Linked DNA regions of Mus musculus: region 2 is linked to region 1. Evidence: chromatin contacts called from ENCODE Hi-C or POLR2A ChIA-PET data. All regions are on one chromosome and are shown on one strand. Each heading gives the region's core, a stretch centred on a gene start or an enhancer-like site at or near the end of the contact. The rest is flanking DNA. Distances are from core to core; before and after follow the strand shown. Region 1 holds the start of Lpar2 (lysophosphatidic acid receptor 2). Region 2 holds the start of Tssk6 (testis-specific serine kinase 6).

The links. Hi-C counts contacts between places; a loop is a spot of excess contacts on that map. ChIA-PET counts read pairs that join two places held with the same protein, here RNA polymerase II (POLR2A).
Region 2: POLR2A ChIA-PET joins it to region 1 with 14 read pairs in Patski. The contact joins the promoter of Tssk6 here to the promoter of Lpar2 in region 1. A Hi-C loop is called at or near these places in 1 of 37 maps with a recorded cell type or tissue (T-helper 17 cell). POLR2A ChIA-PET finds 5 or more read pairs at or near these places in 2 of 5 experiments (Patski and embryonic stem cell).

The regions. Positions count from the first base shown.
Region 1 is chr8:69,819,997-69,826,206 of GRCm38, reverse strand. Lpar2 (lysophosphatidic acid receptor 2) reads right to left here and starts at 3,642. Exons shown (of 3, transcript NM_020028.3): 1 at 3,496-3,642; 2 at 1,912-2,653. The coding sequence starts at 2,644. Gmip (Gem-interacting protein) reads right to left here. Exons shown (of 21, transcript NM_198101.1): 20 at 5,707-5,773; 21 at 4,337-5,610. The coding sequence ends at 5,231.
Region 2 is chr8:69,897,387-69,903,878 of GRCm38, reverse strand. It overlaps Tssk6 (testis-specific serine kinase 6), which reads right to left and starts at 1,695. Exons shown (of 1, transcript NM_032004.2): 1 at 361-1,695. The coding sequence starts at 1,571. The coding sequence ends at 750. It overlaps Ndufa13 (NADH:ubiquinone oxidoreductase subunit A13), which reads left to right and starts at 1,859. Exons shown (of 5, transcript NM_001382215.1): 1 at 1,859-1,942; 2 at 2,147-2,337. The coding sequence starts at 2,244.

The DNA.
Region 1 (6,210 bases), core at 2,393-4,892:
GTGGCCAACTGAGTGGCACAAACCACACAAGCTCCTTGTATGGGTAGGCCTGCTAAGAGGGGACAGACACCTTTCCCTTATTTGCCTGCCAGTGTGATACCTTTCCTAACTGAGACAAAGTATTCCGGGACCCTTCTATAGAAGATTTTTTTTTTTTGGTTTTTCGAGACAGGGTTTCTCTGTGTAGCCCTGGCTGTCCTGGAACTCACTCTGTAGAATAGGATGGCCTCTAACTCAGAAATCCACCTGCCTCTGCCTCCCAAGTGCTAGGATTACAGGCATGAGCCACCACTGCCTGGCATGAAGATTTGTTTACTAAGAGATGGGACAGGAATTCATCACAGGACAAGCTGGTTACAGAGTAGGGTGGGGGTGAGGACAGGTATCACTGGGAAGAATCAGTCTTGGATGGGAATAGTGATATAGTGGTCCTCCTGTACCCCAAAGCCAAAGTAACCACACTAGCCCTTACTAAAAGCCCCACAGAGGGACTAAGGACCCAAATTCAATTCCAAGGGCCATAGAGTACAGAGAAAACTGACTGCCAGGAGCTGTCCTCAGGTAAATGGTAGTGTGTGTGTGCATACCCACAAAATAAATTACAAAAGGATTTATCTTATTCACCTGTGTGTGTGAGAGAGAGAGAGAGAGACCGACCACATGTATGTGTTTAGAAAAAAGCATCAGGTCCCTTGGGGCTAGAGCTGCAGGTGGATATGAGCTGCCTAATGTGGGTACTGGGAATTAAATTCGGGTCCTCTCGGAGAACAGGAAGTACTCTTAAAAGCCATCTTTCTAGCCCCCCCCCCAATAAATAAACCCCAAAGGGGAGCCAGGTGTGGTGGCACATACCCATCGCCCCAGGGGAAGAGGAATAGGAAGGTGTGGTGGCACATACCCATCGTCCCAGGGGAAGAGGAATAGGAAGATCAGGGCTCTGAGGCCTGCCTCAGCTACAGAGAGAGCTTCAGGTCCCCCCTGAACTTCATGAAACCCTGAATTAAAGAAATGAAGCCAGCCCAGTGTGATGGTGCTTATTTTAATCCCAGCACTCGGAGGTGGAGGGCAGGGGGGCACAGAGGCATGTATCTGTGTGAGTTTGAGGCCAGCCTGGTCTACCAAGTGAGCTCCAAGCCAGTCTGGACTATACAGTGATACCCAACCTCAAAAGAAAGTCAAATAAACAAGTAAGCAAAAATAACAACCAGGGCTAGAGAGAGATGGCTTTAATGGTTCAGAGTACCAGAGTCTCATCCCCGACACCTACATCAGACAGCTCAAAACTGCTTGTACTCTCAGCTCCAAGGGCCTAGGATGCCTCTAGCCTCAGCATGCACCCGCACACATCTGCATAAACCCAAATACAATCTCACAGTCACACAAACACACATGCACAAATAAAAAATAAATCTGAAGAAAGGCTGGGGATGTAGTGAACCACACCTTTAATCCCAGCATTCGGGAGGCAGAGGCAGGCAGAACTTTTTTGGGTTGAAGGCCAGCCTGCCTGGACTACAGATTGAGTTCCAGGACAACCAGGGCCTCAGAGACCTTATCTCACAAAACAAAACAACAAAACAAAACCAACCAGGGCTGAGGATGGCAACTGATTACAAGAATGCTAGCCTGCCCTATCCCTTGAGAGACAAAGGCAAAAAGATAAGGATAAGGTCATGAAGCCAGCCTGGGCTACATGAGACTCTGCCTGAAACACAATCAAACAAAAAAGACCGATAAATGGTTTCCTTTGAGAAACAGGTGAAAACTGAGGCTAGCCTTTTCTCCTCTTGTAGGCTGGCATTTTTACCTCTTTGGAGTCTGCTTGGGAAACACCCCCTCCCTTATTGCTTCAGGGTCCCAGGGTCCTATGGCAAGTCCCCTCCTAAAGCTATTGTCAGAGCACCCACTCACCCAGAATGATGACAACCGTCTTGACTAGGCTGAGTGTGGTCTCTCGGTAGCGGGGATGGCAGCTGACGTGCTCCGCCATGCGTTCCACCCGTCTACGCACATAGAAGAAAATTCGTGTGTAGACAGCTACCATGAGTAGGAAGACAAGCAGGCTGGATAGGGCCCACGCAGCCAAGTAGGAGCGGCTGAACAGGGGCACCATGCGTGAGCAACTGTCCAAGTCACAGAGGCAGTGCCAGAAGTGTGCAGGTAGCAACCCCAGACCCAGTGCAGCCGCCCACACACCCACGATGAGTGTGACCACACGGCCCCGGGGCAGGCGGCTGTGTAGCTGTACCGCCATCACACTGCGGTGCCGTTCCACAGCGATGGCCAGCAGTGTGGCCACTGACGCCGTGAGGCTGGTGTCCAGCAGGCCCTGTCGCAGGAACCAGCCTTTGATGGAGAGCCTGGCAGTGCGTGGGCCAGTATGGAACATGAGGAAGAGGTAGGCCATGCCAGCGAAGAGGTCAGCCGCAGCCAAGTTGCCAAGCAGGTAGTATATGGGCTGGTGGAAGCGTCGGTTGGAGGCGATGGCTGCAATAACCAGCAGATTGGTCAGCAATACCAGCACACTGACTGTCAGCCCCAGGGCCACCACCACCACATCTTTGGGGCGCCAGTGAAGGCTGAGCTCCTTGCCGCTGTTATTATAGAAAAAGCCGATGGTCTCGTTGTAGTAGCACTGGCCCATGATGGCTGCCTGTGGATACAGAAGACAGATCAGTGCAGGTGGCCCCTGATGGAAGGGCACTTGAACAAAGCAGTGGCCAGAGACTAGAATCAAGATTGGGTGAGTGCAACCTACAGGATCAGAGGCCCTCTGTGCAAGAAGTCTGTGCTGAAGGCCAAAGTGACCTTTAAAAAGCAATTTCTATTTATTTACTCATAAAGCAGGGTCTCTCGATGCATCCCAACTGACCTAGAACTTGCTTTGAGACCACACTGGCCTCAAAATCAGAGATCCACTAGCCTCTGCTGAATGCTGGCATAACAATTTAAAACGGTTTTCTGATCGGCTTTTCTTTTCTTTTTTAAATCTTAAGAACCCAGAGCAAATGCATCCACATTGCAATTCAGTGCCACGTGCCACTAATCCGTGACTGGGTTGGACACCTGTGGTTTTCAATGGGCGTGGGTGGGTTGGCTGGGGCAGCACAAAGGCGGAGTGAGCTGCTGGGGTTAGCCTTAAGAAGATCAAACTTGTGCCAGGGTCCTTGCACAGTGCAGAGGCCAGGGGGTGTGTGCACACCAGAGCGAGGTCCGTGGTCAACACCCGGAGGGCAATGCCAAGGCACTGAGGGGACTTAGCGCGAGCAGAGTAGACAGAGACCGCCCAGAAGTTGAGTTACAGGCAGGATTCCGCGCAAGAGCTCTGAAAGCAGTCCATTCCTGGGTGGGACTGAGGGCCAAGAAGGCCTCCAGGACAAAAGAGGGTATTGCAGACAACCCTGGGCTAGGAGAAGGATTGTGGAGAAGAGGGGGCCCCGCCTCGCTTTCTTCGGTGGCCTGCACCCACCCTAAACCGGTTGGTGTTGGTCTTACCTGCACATCCAGTCAAGCGGCAGATGGGGCTGGCTCGCGGTGGGTTGAAGCAGGACTGAGACCCATGGCCGGGCAACCGAGCGGTTGCGCAGCAGCGTCCGGTGTTCCTGGAGCCCCCGGCTGAGGAGGCGGGAGAGGCGGGACCTCAAAGCCACGCCCCCACCTGCCTTAGCTCTTGGCCCTTGGGGGTGTCCCGCCCCCTGGAAAGTCCCACCCCCACGTCGGAAGTGTGATCTCCTGAAACTGTGGTCATTTCACCGCCTCCCCACAGCCCCCTTTTCCCACGTGGGGCACCCTTTCTACTCCCCCCCCCCCCCCCCCCCGCACATCTCACGTGCTTGCCCTTTCGCGCCTTTGGGGCTGAGTCACCTGGCAGTTGAAAAGATCCACAGCGGGGGGGGGGGGGGCTCTGCGGGCGCCCCCCCCCCCGTTTCTGTCCAATCCTTTACCGAGCTGCAAGCCCCGCCCCACTGTTCCGTGGTCAATCTCCCGGCTGGACCCTCGCCCCACTGCTGCCGCACTACCTTGCTTCCCGAAGTCTCGCCCCAGCCTGCCGCTGGCTCGAGCCTGCAGCAGCCTCCTCCCCTGACCTCCCCCGGTTCGCAGCACACAGCCCCATTGTCCCGATTATCTGCACCGAGTTGTATTTGATTGTGTAGAACCGGATCAGGGACACTGAGCTGAGTGACTCATCTTGGGCTCCAGGCCCTACACTAATTGCCAGTAGGTTTCCCAGGGTGTGTTTAGAAGCCTTGGTTCCATCATCTGGCCCTTAATAAAGGGTTAAAGACGCTGCTCTTACTGGTGACTTATTGTCAGCATTCCAGCACAAAGACAAATGTGCAAGAACAGACAAGATTTATCTTATTTTATTTTGTTTTTCTGAAACAGGGTTTCTCTGTGTAGCCCTGGCTGTCCTGGAACTTTCTCTGTACACCTGGCTGGCATAAAACTCAGAGATCCTCCTGCCTCTATCTCCTGAGTGCTAGGATCAAGTAGAGGTGTGTGGCACTACCGCCCAGCGGATTTTTTTTTTTAAATTAAAATTTTCTTTTATTTGTGCATGTGCACAGGTCAGACAATTTGTAGGGATGGGCTCTCTCCTTCCACTAAGTGGCTCTGGGAGGTCCAACAAATGTGAGGCTTTACAGCAAGCACCACTGCGGTCAGCCCTCCTGCCGGCAGCAGGATATGGTTTTATTTGGAGGTTGTAAGAACACAGATTTAGCCAGCACTTGGGAGGCAGAGGATTTGTGGCTCACAAAGGGAGCTCCAGACCAGCCAGAGCTACACAGTGAGACTTAGCTTAAAACAAACAAACAAACAAACAAATTAAAAGGAGACAGGGCTGGGCTGCAGCCACCTGCTAACTTGGGAGTCTGTTACTGCTGCAAGTGTAGTAGGGCCAGGAGCCATTATGACTGAAATAGTCAAGACACCCGTCTCAGAGGTCAGAGACTCGGGTAGTCCCCAAGGATCTACTGATCTGTATTGACCATTGAGTCTTGACCCCGAAACACCTGCACCTGTGTTGCCTAGCTGTTTAAATCTCCTCTGGCAGGGAGATGATGGGACACTTCAACCAAGTGTCTTGGGACTCCCACAGGTAGGTAATCTTCATTACCGGAACTCACTGGTAACCCCGTCTCTCCCCACACCCCACTGAATTGGTTTGGTCACCAGGTTGGGTCAGGGACCATCAATTCAGTTCTGGGTCCCTCAGGATGGTAGGTGGTCAGAGGTGCTCTTCAGACTCCTCAGGCTCTGGGTCAGCACAACAGGTGGTCCTGGACACAGCATCACTGTTCAGCTTGGAGAGAAGTCGGGCTGTCTCCTGGGTGATCTCAAAGTGCTTGGGCAGAGGGTTCCGGCGCAGGGGGCTGCCTTCAGGGCAGGCAGCAGCAGGGCCCAAACCTCGTACCCTCAAACTACCTCGGTGCACTGCTGAGACAGTGACAGGAGTCTCCTCACACAGCTTGGAGGCCACCAGAGCCAGGCTGGAGAGTTGATGAGTAACTGGCCTCACACCTCCCCGGGAATACTTCACTGGCTGGCGGCTGAAGTGGCCCCGGGATTGTGCTCCCAGGGCCAAGTCCTCAGGGCAGTGGCTGGACCCTGTGGAGCGGTTAAGTGCTCAGCATCTCCAAGTTCTTTGGATGTACTCCCAGCCAAGCAACCCTGGGGCGAAGTGAGGGCTCTCTAGACACTCACCATCCCCTGCCCCATCTCTGGTGTCTTCCACCTCCTCCTCCCTCTGGTCCCTCTGCAGAGTTGCAAGCTGCAGGAAGAAACCCAGAACGTGACTCCCAATAGCAAAGTCCCTGTTTAGGGATTTCTGGAGAAAAGATCGGTAAATTAAGAGGATTCACTGTGGAAGCATGAGAACCCAAGTTTAAATGCCAAGCATGGCTGGGTGCTTGTAACTTCTGTATTGTGGGGTGGGGACAGGGGTCCTGGGAGCTCTTTGGCATGCCAGTTCAGCTTCAAGTTCAATGAGTGATCCTATCTCAATGCACTGTCTGCATATAGCCAGTGGTCATTTGCTGCTCCCCTTGTGCTCACGGGGACTAGCAGAGCCATCCCTTCTTTCCTGGTGCTGAGAAGCAAACCCAGAGCCTCTCATAGACTGATGAGCACGTTGCCACAGAGACTCATTTGCAGACTGGCTCTGATTCCTTCCTGCTTCTCTTACCCAGGCAGTATAACATAGGACTG
Region 2 (6,492 bases), core at 446-2,945, 80 kb before region 1:
CCTGTAAACTTTTCCCATAGGGAAAACAACCATCACCAAGGACTCCCGGCTTCCAGAGACCTGAGTACAATCCACACCTGTCTCTGCACAACTGACACCTATGTGGGTGTCACATCTGTAAATGCTGTTCCAGCCAACAGGCAGTCCCGCTGATCCCAATTCAAGTATCATCAGATCCTGGCGGATGACTATAGAACTTTTAGGAATTTATCCAGTTTAGGGACGTGAAGAATCAGGATTTGAATCTCCCTACTCCGGTTTTTAGGTCTAAAGGTAGAATTTCCACATACTCGCCTTTCTCTAAGTTGCCGAAAACTTCCCACCCCCTGCTCAGTGACAAGGTTCCACCGCTAACCCCAGTTGCAAGGAAGAGCGAATTTATTGCAGGTTCCAACCTGGAACTTAGCGTGCACGGCTGGCCCACGGTTTCTCTGTAGCATGGCAACCCACCGTGCAACAGCTCATTCTGCGCAGGCGCAATGCTTCTCTCTCTTCTCTTTGCGCCCCTCCCGGGGCCTTCTCGCCAGAAATCGAGGATGCGCATGCGCTCTCCAGCAATCAGTTTGTGCAGGAGGAATCAGAACCCAACAGCAGGCCTCAGAGGGCCGCCGCCGTGGGGGAAGGGGAAGGGACAGGACGCGTGCGCAGTGGCGCGCGGCGACTTCGCGGGTTTCCCGAAGCTCGCCCTTCGCGCGTGCGCCGCCCTGGCTCTGTGCCTGGTGCGGCGGGAACAGCGAGAACCCCGGCTCCTAGCCGGAGTCCCCGGCCCGCAGCCAGCCATTGCGCGCCACCTGGCCCGCCGAGGGCCGGGCAGACGGGCTGAACTGTAGCAGCTCGGCGATCAAGGATTTGCATCGTTCCGACAGTTCGAGGCCGTCAGGGTAGAGCACGCCGCGCTTCTGGCGCCGGGGTAGGCCAGCAATGTCCGAGTCGTCGAAGGGCATGCACCCGGTGACCATGACGTAGAGCACAACGCCCAGGCTCCACACGTCGTATTTCTTAGGGTCGTAGGGGATGCCCAGGAGCACCTCAGGTGACGCATACGCGGCCGAGCCGCAGTAGGTGGTGCTCAGGTCTGGGTAGCCGTGCGCCTGGCGGCCGAAACCGAAATCCGTGATCTTGACGCGGCGCTCGTCAGGGCTTAGCAGCACGTTTTCGCACTTGAGGTCGCGGTGCACCAGGTGGTGGTCGTGCAGGTAGCGCACGGCGCCCGCGATCTGCGAGAAGAGTTCGCGCGCCTGCGACCCCGGGATGCGCCCGTTGCGCTGCACTGCCTGCAGCAGGTCGGTGGCTGCTGCCTCCATCACGATGTACAGCTTCCCATTGCACACTTCGATGAACTCGAAAACGTGTACGATGTGCGGGTGCCGTACTCCCCGCAGGATGGACAGCTCTCGAGGCAGGAACTTGTTGACGAAGTCCGGAGGCGCTCGCCGGCGGTCCACCACCTTGATGGCCACCGTCCCTTTATACTTCTTGGAGGTGGCCACTTTCACCTTGGAGTAGCTGCCCTCACCTATCGTGCGGCCCAGCTTATAGCCAAGTTCGCTCAGGAGTTTGTCGCCCGACATGGTGGCGCCCGGGGCGCGCGGGGAGCAGGAGGCGGCTGCTGTCGGGGGGCGGCCGGACTCCAATCTCGGGCCTAACCCATGGTGCTTGGCACCTGCACCCCCGTGCCCCCATGTGCCCACTCCCAAGGCCCTACAGCCGCGATGACTTTTATTGCCCGGGTAACAATTTCTGCCTTGTGAAGTGACTGCGGGCGTCACTCGGCCTTGGGGCGGGGACCCTCCCTCCCCCGCCCCGCGGGCTCCCTAAACCCTTCTTAGGCTTTGTGACTCAATCGCCCTTAATGGTCAGTTCCTCGTGAGAAGTCACTGGCGAGGAGACTGCCCACTGATGTGGAACAGGACAAGTCCCTCCCTGAAGTGATGGTGCTCAGGTGGGTGGGAACCAGCCTGTTGCCTCGAGCCTGGCTACCATGGCTCACGAAAGAAAGTAGGTGAACTCCCAAGGTTTTTAGTGCAAGAAACACGCCCGAGAGAGCTCTAGATGCAGACCACAGTTACTCCCTGCCTAGGGCCAGAGGGAGGAGGGACTGACTTCCGGATCGCAGCAAGGCTAGCGTAACGCTTCCAAATTATAGGGAACCTCCTGGGTGACGGAACTTCCGCCACACTCAAAATGGTGGTCGCGCGTTGCCTCACTTCCGCTGGTGGCCGGAAGTTGCGGGTCCTGCAAGTATGGCGGCGTCGAAGGTGAAGCAGGACATGCCCCCGCCAGGGGGCTACGGCCCCATCGACTACAAGCGGAACCTGCCCCGCCGGGGACTGTCGGGTCAGTGTCTCAGTGTCGTCCTGTTCGTCGCAGACCAGGCTTTTGTTATGCGGTTAGACGAGAGAGGGCAGCCTGCGGGCTTCAGAGTGCACAGTGTGAGCGGAGGCTGAGTTGGAATCTTGGTTTTCTAGTGCAGCATCCCGGAAGCCAGAATGTTCATGTCCCCTAGTTTCCAGCTGGCTTCCACGGGCCTGGAAACTAAGCCTGCGAGAAGCACTAACCTGGAGTTTGGAGGCTTTTGTTTTGTTTTAGGCTGGCCTCAAACTCCGTAGCAGAGACTGATCTAGAACTCCTGATCTCTTGCCTTCACTTCCGAAGGCTATGCTCATAGGTATGCACCGTTATACGTATTTTTTTTTTAATGTTTTTAAATTTTTTTTTTTTTTTTTTTTTTTTTTTTTTTTTGCAGATAGGGACTTACTATATAGCCCAGGCTGGCCTCAAACTCGTGGCGACCCTGCCTTTGCCAATGGATTGCTGGGATGACAGACAGGTCCACCCAAGGCAAGATGTGTGTTGATTGTAACATAGCATAGAAGGCTAGTCTTAAACTCTAGCCTCCCTAGTGCTGGTTCCTCTTCTGGCATTCTCTGCCCACCCCCAGCCCCCACCCCCACCGGCTTTCGTGGAGCCCAGGCCAGCCTGAAATTATGAACACCCCAACTCTATGCCTTCATAGTACCAGGATGACAGGCATGTGCCCACCAGGCTGTGTTTTTAAGTTTTTAAAAGTGTTTTAAGTAACATTTAGAATTTTATTATCGATTTCAACAGGAAAAGAATATGAAGAAAGTTAAAGTCCCCACTGTCAGTGCTCAGAGTTACAGAAATACAGTAGTTAGCAACTGGGGCCCAATTGGTAGAGTGCCTGCCTAGCCTTTCAAAGCCCTAGGTCGCACCCCTGGCACTGCATAAACAGGACTTGGTGGTGCACACCCATCATCTCAGCATTTTGGATGCTGAAGCAAAACGGATTGATGGTTAGGGTCATCCTGGGCTACATAGATCAACCTGGACTACATGATCCCATCTCACCCTAGAAGAAGAGAGAGATGGGCTTAGGGACTGTAAGATGGCACAGTGGTTAAGGGCATTGATGCTCTTCCAAAGGACCTGAGTTTGCTAACTCCACCTTCTACAAATTCAGATTTTTAGATTTTAATTCATCAGACTTTAATGTGCATATTATAGAAACTGTGCCTCAACTAAGCAAACAAAATGTTCTGGTCCTGTGTGATGGCTCACCTGTGATTCTAGACATGAGAAGCAAAGATGGGTCACAACAAGTTCAAGGCTAGCCTAGGCTATGTGGAGAGTGTTTGGTTCTGGATTATATAGAGAAGAGCCTCTTGGTGAAGGGCAGCCCAGACCCTGGGCTAGATAGTTGAGAGTTGTGGGCAAGATGTGCCAGGTACAGACTGAGGGATGCTGGGAGAACCTGGAGGCCAGGTCACGCTGCTTTGGTATGTAAAATATGAACCTCTGTCCCTTGTTCCAGGGTCCAAATCCAAATGTCAAGTTCCAGCCAGCCAGGAACATATTGTGAGAAACTGGTTTTAAAACCCAAAAACTAGCCAGGCAGTGATGGTACAAACCTTTAATCCCAGCACTGGGGAGGCAGAGGCAGGCGGATTTCTGAGTTCAAGGCCAGTCTGGTCTACAGAGTGAGCTCCAGGACAGCCAGGGCTACACAAAGAAACCCTGTCTGGAAAAACCAAAAAAAGAAAGGAAAAAAAAGGAATATTTATCTATTTTATATATATATATGAGTACACTGTAGTTGTCTTCAGACACACCAAAAGAGGGCATTGGATTCTATTACAGATGGTTGTGAGCCACCATGTGGTTACTGGGAATTGAACTCAGGACCTCTGGAAGAGCAGCCAGTGCTCTTAACCTCTGAGCCACCTCTCCAGCCCCCTCCAGGCCTTTTGAGACACAGATGGCAGACTAGAATACCCTCCCCATTCCCAGGGCCTCACCTGCTGTTCTGACAGTGAGGCAGATCCTCTGTCCACTTCTCCCTCCTGTCTCTTCCTTTTTTCTTTTTTCTTACATTTTGTGTGTGACTTAGTACAGATGTGAATGCGCCTCTTTTGCACATAAAGGGTAGAGGACAACTTGAGGAATGTGCTTCCTTCTGCCCCATGGGTCTTAGGGATTCAGCCCTTTTACTCATCTTGCCAGCCTCTATCTTTATTCTTTCTTCCTTAAACATTTAAAAACTGTATGGTTCTGATTTCTTGCATCTATGCATGTATACTGCACGCATGACTGGTACCTGTGCGAACCACAAGAGGTCATCAGATTCCCTGGAACTGAAGTTATGTGAGTTGCCATGTAGGTGCTGCAAACTGAGCCTATGTCTTCTGCAAGAACAGCAAGTGCCCGCCCACGCCCACCCCCACCTTGCCACACCCCAATATAGCCCTGGCTATTCTGGAACTCATGGGATCAAAGGCATGTGCCACCCTGCCTGGCTCCCCCCCCCCCCCCGCCCTACTTTTTAGTATTTATTATTGTGCTTGAATGTCTGTGGGGAGCGTGGGAATGTGGAGGTCAGAGAACAGCTTTGCAGAGTCAGTTTTCTTCTGTCTTTCTGTGGGTTCCATTCTGCAGTTAGTGTTTACCAGCTGAACCATTTTTGCCAGCCTCTCTCTTTCAGCTTTCTCTGAAGTGTGGCCCACTTAGGCCTGCACTTAGACTGAGCTAGTGGTCTCCTCAAGTCAGGGTGTCTTACTTATTTATTTGTTTATTGGTTTTTTGAGACAGGGTTTCTCTGTGTAGCCCTAGCTGTCCTAGAACTCACTCTGTAGACCAGGCTGGGCACCAAACTCGGAGATCTGCCTGCCTCTGCCTCCTGTGTGCTGGGATTAAAGGTGTGCGCCACTGCCCGGCATATAATGTTTGTCTTCCTGCATTTATTTAGAGACAAGGTTTCATTGTAGCCCTTTTCGAGGATGACCCTGAGTTTCTGATTCTTCTGCTTCTGCCTCCTGAATGCTGGGTGACACTTGGTGTGTGTCACTAAGCCTAGCTTCTTCACTGTGAATAGGGATCCCAGGGCTTATGCCTGTTAGCAGGTCGTCTACCACTTCAGCCATGTGCCTCATTTAGAGACTGGGTCTCACTATGTAGCCATGGCTGGCTCTCCATGTAGACCAGACTGGTCTCAAACTCACAGAGATCTGCCTGTCTCTGTCTCCCAACTGCTGGGATTGAAGAAGAGCCCCAGCACACATGGATAAGACTGAAGTGTCTGTATGTGCACGGGAATGCAGGTGCTTATGGAGGCTGGAGGAAGGCATCAAATTCCCTGGAGTTGGGGTTGTAAGTGGCTGTAAGGCACCCATTGTAGTTTGGGGCACAGAACTCTGTCCCTACACTTAACCTCAGAGCCATGACTCCAGCTCTGCGGAAGTTTTCTTGTGTAGTCACGGGTGGCCTTTGTCCTGAGTTCCAGCCTAGCTAACTGCACATGGCTGGTTCTTTCCCAAAGAGCTTCCAGTCTAGCTGATGGACTCATAGTGTCAGCATTCCTACCTGTGCCTCTGCTCCTGGTCGCCAGGAACTGCTGTAGCCTGGGGAAGTGAGGAGGAGCCTCCCTGTGAGCAGACCTCAAACTGGCGTCTCCCAGACTGGTTTCGGACAGGCCTGTGTTCTGCGCCTCCCTCAGCTTCACCAGCACCCTGGTGTTCTGCACCAGGCAGCCCTTTCATTGTTGTTGTTTGGGGGTTTGAAACAGTCTCACTGTGTAGCTCCAGGCTGGGCAGGAACTTACATTGTAGCCCAGGTTGGCATTGAACTCAGAGATTCCTGTGCTTCTGACTCCTGAGTGCTGACATTAAAGGTGTTGAGTCACTGCACCAGGCAGCGTATGTGTTCTTCATTATTGGTGACTTGAGTCTGTATCTTGGCTCCTATGTCATCTCTGCAAATATTGTGATTCCCTGTGGCCTGTTGAGCTAATGGTGTCCTTTACAACAGGAATGGTTCTCTTATTTAAGGAATTTGCATTTGTGTTTGTCTAGAGTACTTTTATGTATCCATTGTGAGTTGGGTCAGGGGCTGTATGATGCTGTATACAGCTCCTCTATTTGTTTGAACCAGGTTCTCACTCTGTATCCCTGGCTGGGCTGGAGCTTGCAGTAAACT